Linked DNA regions of Homo sapiens: region 2 is linked to region 1. Evidence: chromatin loops called from intact Hi-C (ENCODE). Cell type or tissue: chondrocyte. All regions are shown on one strand.

Region 1 (8,000 bases):
AAGCCTAGATGAAATAACTGCTTCAATTAAATAGCGCCTTAAATGATAATTTGTGTTAACCCATATGCTATTTTAGTTTTTTTAGTTGAAAATAAATTTGTATGTATTTATGGTATAAAATATGATGTTTTGAAATATGTATGCATTGTAGAATGGCTAAATCAAGCTAATTAGCATACTGATAGTAAACTTTTTTTGTGGTAAGAAAATTTAAAATCCACTCTCTTTGCTATTTTCAAGTATTCAGTACATTGTTTTTAACTAGTCATCATGCTGTACAGTAGATCTCTTGAACGTATTCCCTCTATGTAACTGAAATATTGTATCCTTTGCCCGATTCTCCCCTCTGCCCTCAACCCTGGGTAACCATCATTCTAATCTCTGCTTCCATAAGTTCGACTTTTTTAGTTCTACATTTCAGTGAGATCATGCAGTGTCTGTCTTTCTGTGCCTGGCCATATGCCTTTTCATCTATGTTGTGAGTGGCTCTCACCAAATCAACAGCGACAAATTTAAACTAGGGAAATAGATTGCCAAAAATTACATTTGCTTTAAGTTTAAATGGGCAATGAACCATACCTAAATAAATAAATTAAAAAAAATCTTTTACACCAAGGGTGGCTACAAATATACCTAGAATAGTCAGCTCTAACACACATGGTGTTACTCAGAGTGATGTAATACCCCTTTGCTGCCTAATACATTCTTGTTGTCTTTTGACCTGTTAAGAATAAACAGTATATGGCACTCACTTGTGCTGAGCACTGTTTCCCACCTCTCATGTACCTTGACGCCTGGGGATAAACCCTATATTCGCATATCGCGCCTTCCATACCCACCTGTACCCTACATGCGCCAGGTAGAAGTGTTTCCATTCTCCCCTCTCCAATGGACTCTTTTCCCTGGTTTGGTAGCTACCTTTCCAAATCCCATCAGAAGATACATGTTTTATTCTGGCAAAACATATATTCTAGAACAAGTCTTCAAATCTCATTAAAGGCCACTCTTTACCCCTTATGCCTTAGTCCAGTTAATACCTTCATTAATGATTTTTTAAAAATTCAATGATTAGAAACCTTTTATCCTTCTTCCAAGGGAAGACTTTAGGACTTAACCATTAGACTTCCCTCATAAATATCTCATTCCCTATGAGGCAGGCATCTAAAAGCTTATAGCTAGTTGGATTTTAATTTGAAGGTTAAATTACAAACAGATCATTCTCCCTGAAATTAGTTAAGACTCTGTTTGTATAGAATAAAAAATTAATTCCGTAAAATCAGATATTAGATTGCAATGCTTTTTAGAATATTTTATACAATTATAAGATGATTATACATCTTAAATTCAGAAACAAAAGAAATGATTTTTAAAAAATGGAATATATTCTAAGACTATTAAAAGATTACATTGCAAAATCAATCAGAAATTTCAAATATACATAAAAACAAAGATGGCTTTCAAATATCTTTCACTGGAGATTTTAAAGTAAAATAATTCTCTGAAGGAGATATATATATATTATGGAATCAATTCATTCCAAGTTTCTAAAATTTTAAAAATCCATTTAATCTCTATCTCTTCTGTGTTATAATGTAGAATGTATTCATATTCAGATTATCTCTTTAAGTGGCCTACTTGATTTAAAGGAGAAAAATATAACCTAGGCATTGCGTTGACTGAAAAGATATGGCATTTTAAATGGCATCAAGATTGCAATTTCTACAACATTTATGATTTTCCTTTTGATTTTACAGCAGCAATACTGTAAAAGGTTTAATTTATTTCTCAGATTAGCTCTTTGGAACTGAGAGATGAGATGAGGCCTGGAAAACTTCCCCCAGTACAGTCAAGTTCCTGTTGACTAATTCTGTGACCACCAGTGACAGTCTTTGAGTCCGTGAGGCAGAGTTGCGGCAGCACAGGCTTTGCTTGGAGTTGGATGGTTCGCACCCTGCTTGGCATGGTTTCTAAGAGACATCCTCTGAGTGGATGAGGGGAGAATCCAGCAGGCCTCTAGTCACACTGGTACGAATAATTTTGATGGTGGGAGATGGTGGTGTGAGTGGAGGGTCTGTGGGTGTGATGAACACCTGAATGACTCATGGGGAGAGGGATGTTAACAGGACAGATGCCACTTGCTGTAATTTTCATATGATGTGTTTGGAAAGCCCCCTGCATGGAGGAAAGATAGATCGAGGTCCCTTTCAAAAGTGCTCCAGATGAAGAGGCATTTCCACTTTCAGAAACCCTGAGAATCCCCGAAAGAACCTCTAACTAGTCATTGTACTGGAGGCCGCTCCTCTATTCCGAATACTGCTGTTCACTGTCCCTCTCAGCAAACTGTACTGCTCCTATTGCAACCTGAGTTTAGGAAGACTTAAAGCTATGTCAACTGTTTATTTCTCTCCTTGGAGAAGTACCTGTGTCAGCTACCCAAGGTTAACGTCTCCACCAGGTTCATTATTTTATATTTTAAATATATTTTAAGATCAAAAGTGTTTGAAGGACTTGCTTTTTTCCCCATGATAAAGGTAATAACTCCTCTCTATAAGAAATTTGGAAAAGTAGGCTGGGCGCGGTGGCTTATGCCTGTAACCCCAGCACTTTGGGAGGCTGAGGAGGGCGGTTCACTTGAGGTGAGGAGTTTGAGACCAGCCTGGCCAACATGGTGAAACTCTGTCTCTACTAAAAATACAAAAATTAGCTGGGCGTGGTGGCAGTTGCCTGTAATCCCAGCTACTCTGGAGACTGAGGCAGGAGAATCGCTTGAATCCGGGAGGTGGAGGCTGCAGTGAGCCAAAATTGCACCACTGCACTCCAGCCTGGGAGACAGAGTAAGACTCCATTAAAAAAAAAAGAAAGAAAGAAATTTGGAAATAAAATTATTTATAATTCCAGTCAATCAAAATAAACCATTGTTAATTTTTAATTTTTTAGATCCAAACTTTCTCATTTCACACTCTTTGCCCCATAAACACTTGTCTCACCCCTTTTGGTGTTGGGTTTTTATTGTATAATTATAACTTCCTTAAGAGTTATACATGCTTACTCTTGATAACAGGTAAATGAAGACAAGTACATAGAAGCAGAAAAAATACAACCAATGTTAACATTTTGGTGTATTTCCCTAATAATGGTTAAAGAAAAAAAACTCAATGACACTTTAAAGTACTACCATACTTCAAATAAACAGGCAGTTTATCCAGGACCATTATAATATGGGGACCATTGCAGCGGGATTTTTCCGTGGGGAGAAAGATTGGGCTTAATTCCAAATACAGTATTGGCAAGAGGGAATTTATAGCCAAGGTGCAAGGCGGGAGTCATGCATGAAAAATTGCTAAGAAATAACACCAGGAGTAAGCAGGATTCTGGCCAAACTGAACTAATTAGATTCTTGCTGAGGATAGACCAGGATGATCAGATATCATCTGGGGGATGGTGGAGGGTTAGGAACCTGATCAGATATCAAGGATGGAGGGTTCTTGCTAAAGTTAGCAGGGTTCTTCTAAAACCGTGTTTTATAAGAAAGTGCACAGATAGGCCTCGGAGAACATTCACAAGCTGGACCAAAGTTTGGTCAAGCACAGAATCTTTGTCACAATCATAATTCATAAAAAGTTTCCTTTTTAATCAAAAACTTTTAATAAATGTCACTTATGGAAGCTGAATGAGATAGAACATTTTGAGGATCCATCCAAACTATTTTTCTTTTTTCTTTTTAACATCGACACACAATAACTGTACATGTTTGTGGGGTACATATTGATATTTTGATACATATAATATATGGTGCTTAGATCAGGGTAATTAGCATATCTGTCATCAAGCATTTATCATTGCTTCATATTGGGAACATTCAATATCCTTCTTTTAGTTATTTGAAACTCTACTGTTAATTATTATTCAATATAATCATCCTACAGTAGTGTAGAGCACTAGAACCTATTCCTCCTATCTAGCTTTTTAATTTTGTATCCTTTAACTTTTTAAAAACAATGTCCCCTACTTTGGGAGGCCGAGGCAGGTGGATCACCTGAGATCAGGAGTTCGAGACCAGCCTAGCCAACAAATAATAATAAAAAAAAAATTAGCCAGGCATGGTGGCGTGAGCTGTAATCACTGCTACTTGGGAGGCTGAGGCAGGAGAACTGCTTGAACCCAGGAGGTGGAGGTTGCAGTGAGCCAAGATTGCGCCATTGCACTCTAGCCTGGGTAACAGAGCAAGACTCGGTCTCAAAAAAAAAAACAAAAGGCCCCAAAGTGTTTCCAGTGTATTATTTTCTGAGGAAACAAAGCACATGGATCATCTTGGAGGAACCTGCATCCCAGAGTGGCTTCTGCATAATCCTGCTTCCCCTCCCTTCCCTTCATAGGCTGTGACCTCAAACCCCACCTCCCTGTTTCTTCCAGAGAGCCCTACCTGTCACACTCTAATGAACACCTGAAAAACCTTTGTTTCATGTTGATTTTTCCTCCAAATTCCTGCAAATATAGATTTCCCCCAAATGTACAAAGATTTACAGAAAGAAATGGTAATTTGTGTTTTTTTATTTATATATTTCCATTTTATTTTTGTTTTCATTACACTCTCTGCCTTATCTGTAGTTCATTAGCAATATTCCAAAACACAAAAAATAATAATTTTTCACATATGAGTATTGAACTACTAAGGGCAAGGCACATACCAGATGCATTTTCTGCTGTTGCTAAGCAATAAGACTGAATGAGTGAGTTGTATTTATGTTATCTATTAGCAAACGTTGAAAATTCCAGATTCCCCTCTGGAGTCCAGATTTGACTTCAGAATCTAGAGAACCTCATCATTGCATCATACAGCACACACAGAATAAGATGAGGGCAACAAAGATCCCATCTTCCAGCTGTTTTGGAAGAATCACAGGTGCAAAGAATTTCAAATTATAATCCTTCAGCTTAAAAGCTTTTGTTTAATTTTTCCAAATAACTGCATTTTCCCTAGATTTATTAACAAAAATTTACAGAAAAAGTGGTGTTAGTAGCTTTTCACTAACCATGATTAATGCAAGCAAAATAATTTAATATTTTAATTACACTTGGAAAAGTAATGATTAATTGATCTAATTTTCTACACGATTAATAAAGCATTGCATCTACTATATTAACGTGATTTGAGATGTGTTTTTCCCTCCTTTTTCTCTCTACCTCTTTCTTTCCTTCCTTCTCTCCTTCCTCCCTTTCTTCTTTCTTACTTTTCTTCTCTCCTTTTTTTAACCTCATTTTATCCCTCTCTCCTTCCTTTCTCTTCTTGCTTCTTATTTCCCTTCTGTCCTCCTACCTTCTCTCCCTCCCATCTTCTCTTCTGCCTTTTTCCTCTCCTTCCCTTCCTTTTCCCCTCAATTTCTTCCTTTTTTATTTTGTTGTTTAGTTTTTTGAAAAGGACCTTTAAGTCATAATATTAATGTGTGCTATAAGAGAGATTTCTTACATTATTGAGAAGAGCTTGGACATTCTAAATTACCATTTCATCTATCATATTTAGCCCAGATTCAAATAAGTGTATTTCTTTTGAATAAATTTGTTTTAAAATAAGTGCATTCCAGGCTGTGCACAGTGGCTCACACCTGTAATCCCAGCCCTTTGGGAGGCCAAGGTGGGTGGATCATTTGAGGTCAGGAGTTCTAGACTAGCCTGGCCAACATGGTGAAACCCCGTCTCTACTAAAAATACAAAAACTAGCCGGGAGTGGTGGCATGCACCTGTAGTCCCAGCTACTTGGGAGGCTGAAGCAGAATAGCTTGAACTTGGAAGGTGGAGGCTGCAGTGAGCCGAGATCACGCCGTTGCACTCCAGCCTGGGTGACAGACCAAAACTCCGTCTCAAAAAATAAATAAATAAATAAATAAATAAATAAATGAGATAATATCATTTGTTGAGGCTGTAGTCCAAAGTCCAACTTCCAGAAATCTGTTATCAAATCTGGAAAAGGTAGAGACTTGGAGGAATCACCAGACTCTGGAGGGAAGCAATCTCTACTCAGACACAGAGAATGTTCCCCTAAAATGCCTCCCCAATTCTGGTAACCTGAGGATACCAGAAAATATCTTGTGCAAATGAGAACCAATCTGTTTGGCATGGGTGCAAGCACAGGAGAGGAAGGCCAAGTTTGCCCCAGGTACCTGAACAGGGAAATACTGAGGGTTCCTGAAAACAACAAAACAAAACAACTCAGCCATCCTCTCCTCAGAGCACTGAGATCTACAAACCAAGGACCCCAGTGGTGTGTCAGACATGACCTCTTCAATGGCTGAGACATCCCTTGGTACAGTCTGGCTTGCAGCACTAGTCAGAGTTCATCTTCCTGCTGCCCTGGTTTTGATTCTGTTTTCTAATCTTTTCGGCCTAGCTGAATCTATTATGGGTATTCATGTGTGATTATGCTATAGCTGCTCTTTTGCTAATAGCAGACTGGCCCTGTTGATCCCTGGCAGAGTCTCTTGCTCTCGTAGCTAAAGCACTCCAAGAAATATGCACATAATTCTAAGTCAGTGGCAGTGGGAAGGGAGAAGTAGGTTTGCATTAGAGAGATCAGGAAAGTTGAGTGATCAGGATTTGGTAATAAATTGGGTGTGGCCGTTACAGAAGAGAGAAGAGGCAGAGCTGAGCCTGGGTCATGGTGTTTAAACTCTTGTTTAAAGCTAAAGATACATTTTTGCCAGAAAAATCCAGGTATGGACATTTTGCCTACAATATCAGGAGGCTCACAGAAGCTTTAGCCATATGTTAGAAACCACTCTGTAGAGGAAAATCCTAGAGGTTGGATAGGATGACCTGAAAGATTCCTTCTGCTTCCTCAATATTTCAATAGTTATAGAACCCAAATATCGGTATATTTTTGGGCCTACTGGTAGCTACAAGGAAGTCAGGAAGGGGAGCTGGTGCTTTTGTGAGGCACTAGGAAATGTAGGAGGGAAATGTATTTTGTTTTAGACCTGGAGGTTGAAGTGCTGGGAGGGCATTCTTGGGTAGATGTTGAGTGGGTTACCAAAGGCATACTTTGAGAAAGTGTTTAGAGCATTAGATCTGCACTGTTGAATATGGTAGCCATTGGGCACATGTGGCCATTGAAGACTGTGGCTAACAAAATGTGGCTAATCCTAACTGGGATATACTGTAAGTGTAATGTACATCCATTTCCAAGACAGTTAAAAAATGTAAAATATGTCAATTTAAGAATATTAGCTACATGTTGAAATCATAATATTTTGAATATATTCAGTTAAATAAAATATATGATTAAAATAAGTTCATCAGCTTCTCCTTACTTTTTAAATGTGGCTACTGGAAAATTTAAAAATGTGTAGTTTTTGTTTGCAGCTGACGTATTTCTGTTGGGTAGCACTGCTCAAGGTGGTGTTTGGAGGTATTATCAGGGACAACTTGGGAACATTTGAGCTCTCTGGGAAGAGGATATCCAGAGAGAAAAGCAGAAGGTTGAAAATGTACTTGTGGAGCATGTCTACATTCATAGGTCTAGAATGAAGAGGAGGAGACTGGAAAGGAGCTGTGGGATAAGGCCAGAGAAGGGGAAGTAGATGACATCACAGGAATGTGGTGAAGAAGGGGCATTAGGAAAGAAATGGATAGTGATTAGGATTATGCAAAGTAATTTGGCCTTTGTTCTATTGCTATTGGAGAGCATATGGAGGTTTTTTTCCCAGAAAGTAAAATGATCAAATTTAAATTTTAAGAAGATGATTTTGGCAAGGAAATAATGAACCAATTGGATTGACAGAGAAGCTGAAGGTCAGGTGGATAGCTAGAAAGTCAGGGAATAATAACAACCAAAAAGCCCTTAGGCATCTAGAAAGCTGAGCAGAAAAGAATTGTTTTGACTTTGAGAAAGAACTTTTTATTTTATTTTCTTGCCTTGAAAAATGAGGTGTTTTTGAACAGTGTGATTTTGGTAATTTAAAGCCTGTGTCTCTGTTTATAGAATCCAGGAAAATGGGTTGCCATAA
Region 2 (8,000 bases), 500 kb after region 1:
ACATGAAATCTAAAAATAATAAAGGCTTTATCTGTTAATATATTATTAATAAATTTAAGATAGTCTGCATATGATGCAGTGAAAAAGGGGCTTTACATTCCCCATATTCTGCTTCTAAAATTTCTTCTTCACTTTTCTTTTTCAATATTGTAAGTATAAGCTTCTCAGGCCTGCTGTTTTCTTCTGATGCCAAATGCTGAAATCACAGTACTTAGAAACTTAAGAATTCTGCCTGTGAAACAATCTCAGAAAAATAATGTGGGGAAATTATGAGAGTTCATATATCAGTGTGTTTTAAAGAGCACTTGGTATTCTCAAATTTTGGTGGTGTATTCTTGTTACTTTATATTTTGCTGATTATCAGTCAGTAAAAATCTTTTCCCCACTAGAGTTAGAAACAACCAATGTGCAGACAGAAGAATAATTTACTGTAGAATGTGTAAATAATCATTATTTAGAAAGTATTCTAAAAACAAATTATGGAGCAGAAATTATTCTAAAAACAAATTATGGAGCAGAAATAATTTATCTTCAAGATAATAAGAATATCACATTTTTCTAATTTTATTATGCTTATCTAATTTTATTTTCTAATTTAAGTGTTTGAGAAGTTTGTTTATTTGGTTTGTTGTTAAGATTTGGTGTTTCTGTTCTCCAAGAAAAAAATTTAAAACTTCATAGTGACATTAAATAATCCATAAACAGATCCCCATTAATAGTTGCTTCTTTATAAAATTGCTCATCGAGGAAAACAGCTACTTATTTAAATTAGATTTACAGAACTCAAACATAAGTAATCCATAGAAACGGTCTGTTAATCTGCAAATTTGCAGAAACCATTTCTAGAACATTATCAGTGACTCAGATATGTACAGTTCCAAAATCAAGTAAACTTCAAGGCAATTAAGTAAAACTCTTTTTATCTAACAGCTGTACAATGAGCTGCTATGGTTATTGAGACAGTCTGATTAAAGCAATATTAGAGCATATTTTAAAAATCACACTGAGAGTAATTCAATGTGGTTTAGTAGGCACTTCTATATTTTGTAGTGACCAAGGGATAGATAAATGAGTGAATGACATGCAGCAAAGTAGACACAAAAAGGTAGAAGATTACATTTGTGATGTATTTACATGGCAAATGAAATCTCTTTTACCATCTGATATGGTTTGGCTGTGTCCACACCCCAAATTTCATCTTGAATTGCCATCTAAACTGTAGTCTCCACCTGTCTCGGGAGGGACCTGTGGGGGATGTTTGGATCATGGAGGTGGTTTCCCCCCATGCTGTTCTTGTGAGAGTGAGTGAGTTCTCATGAGATCTGATGGTTTCATCAGCAGTGGTTTCCTCTTTCTGTCTCTCTGTCTGTCTCTCTGTCTGTCTGTCTCTCTGTCTGTCTCTCTCTCTCTCTTTCCGTCTCTCTCTCTCTCTCTCTCTCACCTGCCACCCTGTAATATGTGCCTGCTTCACCTTCTGCCATGATTGTAAGTTTCCTGAGGCCTCCCCATCCATGTGAAACTGTGAGTTAATTAAACCTTTTTTCTTTATAAATTACCCAGTTTCAGGCAGCTCTGTGTAAAAACAGACTAATACACCATCTTAATGTCAACTGATTTTTCTGAAAATTTTAAAATAGAATATAGTGGAGATGGTGATTTTCCTGCTACTTAAGAAATGGTTTTATGAACTTGAATTTTGCACATGCCTTTTTAATGGAAGAAGCTATAGAGTACAATAATATTTGTGATGTAAATTCTCTGAGCAAAATCCATTTTGAGTATCTATCTAATAATAAGAAAACATTTACAAGTATACATATAAACACACATATGCATACATGTATTATGTATATGTACATGTAATATACTGAGGTCAACTACATGAAGGTCATTAAGTGTTTTATATATAACATGTACTTAATTATCAAAACTCTATTCATTTAATAATAATATTTTACAAACAAATATGAGGCTTAGGGGAACCAGCTGAATTTCTGAAAATTACACCCCTATAAGTGGGAAAGACAGAACGAACACATAGTTTATCTAACTCAGAGGATGAGCTCTTAATGCTATAGCATTCCTCCTCTTTCCTAGGCTCTGTCAAATCACTTCCATAGAATTTTATTTGTTTAAGATCTGTCCGCAAACACAAAAAAAGACTAGCAGTTCTTCACTTAATTACAGATTTTTAGTAATCATAACACATTAAGGTTGACAGATGCAGACATGTTAGCCAGCTCTTCCTCATTCTTATAAATTATGAATTAAAGCAGCAATGCTATCAGATGCATGGCTTCGATAGCACTGTTAGAATTATATGATGTCAGTTTTATTTTAATCAAACTTTCAACCAAAGTCTTAATATTTCCATTGCACATTTGTACAATGGACTTCATTTGCTTTTATAAGTTTTTGAGTTAAGTTACATCACTGGAATCCAAAGAATACAGAGTGGTAGAAATCATCTTTTGCTTCATCTAACTTCATCTACCTCCACAGAGAAGAGGAAACAAAAATTCAGAGCTCAATAATTTACCATGTCAATAAATAACTAAACTTCTCTGCTAAGAATGTAAGTCTGTGGAAATAACCCTGGACTTTAGAAACCACTGTTCCAGATGCATAATGTTTTTTAGAAATACCTTACTCGAATATTAAAACTAAGCACTGTCTTTCAGCCTAGAATTCTAGGAATGGATAATTAGCAATGAAACCAAATTTTTAATTACATGTTTTGTTTTATAATGTTAGCTGATACTCACATTTAGGAAGGAACCCAAAGAAATATAGCCAGTATTTAGGAGGGAACTCAAAGAAAATTAAAAATATTTTAAATATATCGAACTTTATTTATGCATTGTGTTTAGAGTTTGCACTTTAAGATTTTCTTATCCTGCTATTTGTTTTTTAAGCCAAAGATTTCTTGTGCCAGACTGATGGAAACTGTGGTAAGAAAAAACTGGGGTAAAAAAATTGAAAAAGTTTTGAATCAAGAGGCTTTTCCTTAGAGCAGAAGCATTCCTGATTCACAGGTGATGCTAATGCTTTCTGATCACCCATAATTTGATCTTTCTAAAGGTCCTATGATTACAGGTTTTTCTGTGATAAATTCAATCTCAGATTACTCATATATCAAATTAGAAACGCCAGATGCATCTTCTCTTTTGGACAAACTCTTGATGTATAATTGCCTTTCCAATAATGCATGTCTCCTTATATCAGTCTTTATATTCTGCGAAAAAAAATCAGCCCTTGTTTGTATGTTCTAATTATCTGGTTTGGCAAGAAATTCAAACTGAAGCAATCTTTGCCTTTGCACAATAAATTTATTGCTTTGTTAAGGAAAACATTATTTTTTCTTTTACTTATATAATAAAGCACAATAAACAAATCTGAAGTCATACTATACTATATATCTATTTAAACGGAATTGTATTTTGTATTACAACTGCTCTTAAAATAATAAATTAGAAAAATAAAATGCATTCCAAGCACAGATTTCAGGGTCAAGTTGCTTTTCTAATGGTAATAAGTTGTATATATGTAGCAGCTTCTTTCTAAGACTCTCAAAGGGCTTTATCATGCTAAGGTTGAAATTCAATTTATGTAATTTCAAATCAAATATAATTATCTCTACATTTGAGATGAGAAGATTGCTTTGTTTTATAGTACTTTAATGAATAATTGTAGCTTTGTTTATAGCTTCAACTTCTGGATTGCTTTTAAAGCTCAACAATTATATTTAAAAGTCCAGACTCTATTTTTTAACTTCTATTAACTTCATCTAATTCACTAAAGACTTTGTTCCCCTTTCCCTGAATGCCTGTCATTAATCACTTTGAATTCCACCTCTGCAGAGCTTAACTATCTAACACTCTACTGCCTCAGTCTGTCTTGTTATCATTTATCTTTCCTTCCCCTCCAAGTTACCTATCTATCCACTGCCATGGACACTGTTAAGGTTTGAATGTTGGTGTGCCCCACAGATTCTTATGTTGAAATGTAATAGCCATTGTGACAGTGTTAAGAGGTGGAGGCTTTAGGAGGTGATGAGGGCATGACTGGAATTAGTGGTCTTGTAAAAGATGCTTGAGAAACCCTGTTTGTCCCTTCCACCGTGTGAGGATGCAGCAAGATGGTGCCAACTGTGAAGGAGAGAGCAAGCCCTCAACAGACACTGTGTCTGCTGGCAACTTGATCTTACACTTTCCAGCCACCAGAATGTGAACAATACATTTCTGCTGTTTACAAATGACCCAGTCTAAGGCATTTTGTTACAGCAGCTCAAATGGACTAAGACAGCCCCCTGCTGGATGTATCATCTTCAGATTTTGGGCTACCTTTGGAATTTTATTTCTAGAAGTTTGTTTCCCAACTGCAACCTCTTATCTTCCATAATACTTGCTTAAAAATCTCAATATCTCAATTATTTAATTTCATTGTAAGTTTTAGGCCATTATTCTCATGCTATTTTCATGATGATTTAGTATCTTTTGGCATTCCTTTTTTCTTTTGTCTAACCTAGATTCCATTACGCAACATTATAATTCCTGTTGTAAATACCCTTGGCCACTATATATTACAATCACTATTACTATCACAGTTGTTCTCCCTGAGTCCTCACAAATTTCATCTCCACTCCCCTAGTGAAAGCCACCATCAGCTCTGTTATCTTACTGTTACAGCCACGGAAAGGGTCTTCCCACTTTTTATATAACTCTGCAATATCAACACAGCAAACTGAATGACTTTTCAAAAATATAAATTGCACAATTTATCTTTTATGTTTATGAAGGGCCAACGTTTGCTTATTACTTGAAATAAAATATGAATTCATGTCTGTCTTCGATATCATCCAATGTGATATACTCTGAAGCTAAACTGAACTTCTCTTAATTTCTTCACATTAACCAAGGGCTACCACACTTTTCTGGACTGCTCTTCCCCCTGTGGTTCCTATAACTATCTTTTTCTTGATTTTTTTTCTTTTTGAGATGGAGTTTTGCTCTTGCCCCCAGGGCTGGAGTGCAATGGTGCCATCTCCGCTCACTGAAACTTCCGCTTCCTGGGTTTAAGCAATTCTCCCGCCTCAGCCTCCTGAGTAGCTGGGATTACAGGTGCTCACCACCAAGCCCAGCTAATTTTTGCATTTTTAGTAGAGATGAGGTTTCGTTTTGTTGGTTAGGCTGGTCTCAAACTCCTGATCTCATGTGATCCACCTGCCTCAGCCTCCCAAAGTGCTGGTATTATAGGTGTGAGCCACTGCACCTGGCCATTCTTCTTGATTTTTAAATCTCCCATTCAATATTGCTTCCACAGAAAAGCCAGTTCCAGTCACCTTTCTAAAGTAAACATGTGCACATTACCCACTATTTGTTTTCTCTGTTTATTTGAATTTTCTATTCATTTGTTTTCTTTCATAACATATAAAACAAACAGTAAACATAAACTAATAAACTGGGATAATGTGTACTTCTGTCATCTTCATATTCCCCATGCCCAGCATATTGCCTGGTAAAAAGAAACATCCAAAAATATTTGTTTACTAAACGTCACTAAAGCAATTTTAGGATGGCTTAGAAATTCTAAGCTGTTGGGTTCATGCTATGATCATGTAGCATTTAAGACCAAATCTTACCTCATGGGGTCAAAATAAAAAAAGTATAATAAATTTCCTACCCTTTATTTACCTAGAATAACCAATACCATGTTTTCCTGCACTGTGATCCATGATAATATTTTCGCCTGGAGTATCAAATCAATTGTGTCAGAGTATTATTAATACTTTAATTTGATCTGCTTATGTCCTCATGAGATGAGCTATTAAAGTCTGTAATCAGTCCCAAATAAATTTGCTTCTGCATGGTTTACATGGACTGCAAAACAGTATTTATTAAAATAAATATTCACTGTTTATACATATTCAAAACATACAGTCACATTTAGGTTATGGAAAATAATTGTTAAAATTATAGATTTTCAAATTTTTACCTAAAATATAAATGAATATTATATTTTTCCACTTTTATAAAATTGAGAGTAGAAAATCTAACTGTGCTATCAGTAGTAATTAAAAAAAAGAGGCATAAGAATTTAGCATTGTCATCAAAATAGGTAATTCTAGAATTACATAAATAATATGTAAGCATATTATACTGCATGCTCATTAGCCCTAACATGATAAACAGCTTAAAATAAAAAATAAAAAAAGAAGTGGTGTTGGAAACATAAAAAATAAGTACTTGAAATTCTTGTTATCTTAATAAGTTTAATATTTCTTAAATTTACGTATGTGCCATGCACTTGTACAAAATATGAATACTAAAAACACTTTTTTAAAAAATACTAAATCAATACATTTTAGTTAGGAAATTTAAAATATATATATTAAGAAATAAAAGAATGTTGATGATTAAGTTGCTCAGATTATTTTAATTATAATTTAACTGTGGAATAATCTAATATTTGACTGATTTTTCTGGTTAAGAGAGTGAATTGAGGCCAGGCACAGTGGCTCATGCCTGTAATCATAACTTTGGGAGGCCGAGGTGGGTGGATCACCTGAGGCTGGAAGTTCGAGACCAGCCTGGCCAACATGGTGAAGTTCTGTCTCTACTAAAAATACAAAAAATTAGCTGGCTTTGGTGGTGGGCACCTGTAATCCTAGCTATTTGGAAGGCTGAGGCAGGAGAATTATTTGAACCTGGGAAGCAAAAGTTGCAGTGAGCTGAGATCATGCCACTGTGCTCCAGCCTGGGCAGCAGAGCAAGACTCCATCTCAAATTAAAATAAATAATTCTATTATAAAGACACATGCACACATATGTTTACTGTGGCACTGTTCACAATATCAAAGACTTGATAACAACCCAAATGCCCATCAGTGATAGACTGGATAAAGAAAATGTGGCACATATACACCATGGAATACTATGCAGCCATAAAAAAGGATGAGTTCATGTCCTTTGCAGGGACATGGATGAAGCTGGAAACCATCATTCTCAGCGAACTAACACAAGAACAGAAAACCAAACACCATGTGTTCTCATTCAAAAGTGGGAGTTGAACAATTAGAACACATGGACACAGGGAGGGGAACATCAACACCAGGGCTTGTTAGTGGGTGGGGGGCTGGGGAGGGATAGCATTAGGAGAAATACCTAATGTAGATGATGGGTTGATGGGTGCCGCAAACCACCATGGCACATGTATACCTATGTAATAAACCTGCACGTTCTGCACTTGTACCCCAGAGCTTAAAGTAAAATAAAAAATAAATAAAAATATAATAAAATAATATTAAAAAAAGAGTGAATTGAAAGGACTAAATTTGCAGACTCAGAATGAACACAAACAATGGAACATTGCATTAGTCTATTATAACAGATTAGCAGTGTAGCTTAAAGTGCTTAAACTGCTCAGGAAGTTTAAGCTGCATTTAATGCAATATAATGAAGGCTATAGCACATTCAAAAGTTGGATTACATTGACTGACAACCATTAATGGTTGTTTGAATTGACTAGTCAATGTAATCCAACTTTTGAATATACTATAGCCTTCATTATATTTAAATATATAGAATACTCTTTTAGCATTATGCCAAAATAGAAGTTATGGGAGATGTGGAAGATATGAAGGGGCTTAAACTTTTCTCAACAATAAACGTCAGCCAGTGAGGAGGCTCGATGTCTTCACTTTAGTCTCTTCTAGTCTTGTTTTCATAAGAAATTCATAAATTCTCCTATTTATGTAATAAATAGGGTTAGGAAAGTTTAAAAAATAAAATAAAATGCCTCCCCTACCTTTGAAAAATAAAACAGTTGACTGTCTTATTATTTTTCCTATGTATTTTTGATTGAAACATATCTGCTACTAAGTAATGCAAAAAATTTTTAGTGTTTTGAAATAACAAACCAAGGCACAAGTGTGAGAATTCAGTTAGAGAGATCTCTTTATTAACAGGGGATTTACAAATCTACAACTTGCCATAGTGCCT

The links. A loop is a pair of places that touch in the nucleus more often than their neighbours do. Peaks named below come from ENCODE experiments on the same cell type or tissue, not always from the same donor. Only the 100,000 strongest peaks of a DNase experiment are listed, where the experiment ranks them.
Region 2: it touches region 1 in a loop (3-fold over the local background); 30 of 110 quality-filtered maps call a loop at or near these places.

What each region holds. Positions count from the first base shown.
Region 1 is chr21:25,390,474-25,398,473 of GRCh38, reverse strand. All of the region lies in intron 4 of LINC00158 (long intergenic non-protein coding RNA 158), which reads left to right. Among named protein-coding and RNA genes, the nearest start is that of LINC00158, 37 kb to the left of the region's middle. In chondrocyte, no CTCF peak of the experiment used is centred here; no DNase peak of the experiment used is centred here.
Region 2 is chr21:24,892,632-24,900,631 of GRCh38, reverse strand. All of the region lies in intron 2 of LINC01692 (long intergenic non-protein coding RNA 1692), which reads right to left. Among named protein-coding and RNA genes, the nearest start is that of LINC01692, 56 kb to the right of the region's middle. In chondrocyte, a CTCF peak has its summit at 4,329 (motif pointing left); no DNase peak of the experiment used is centred here.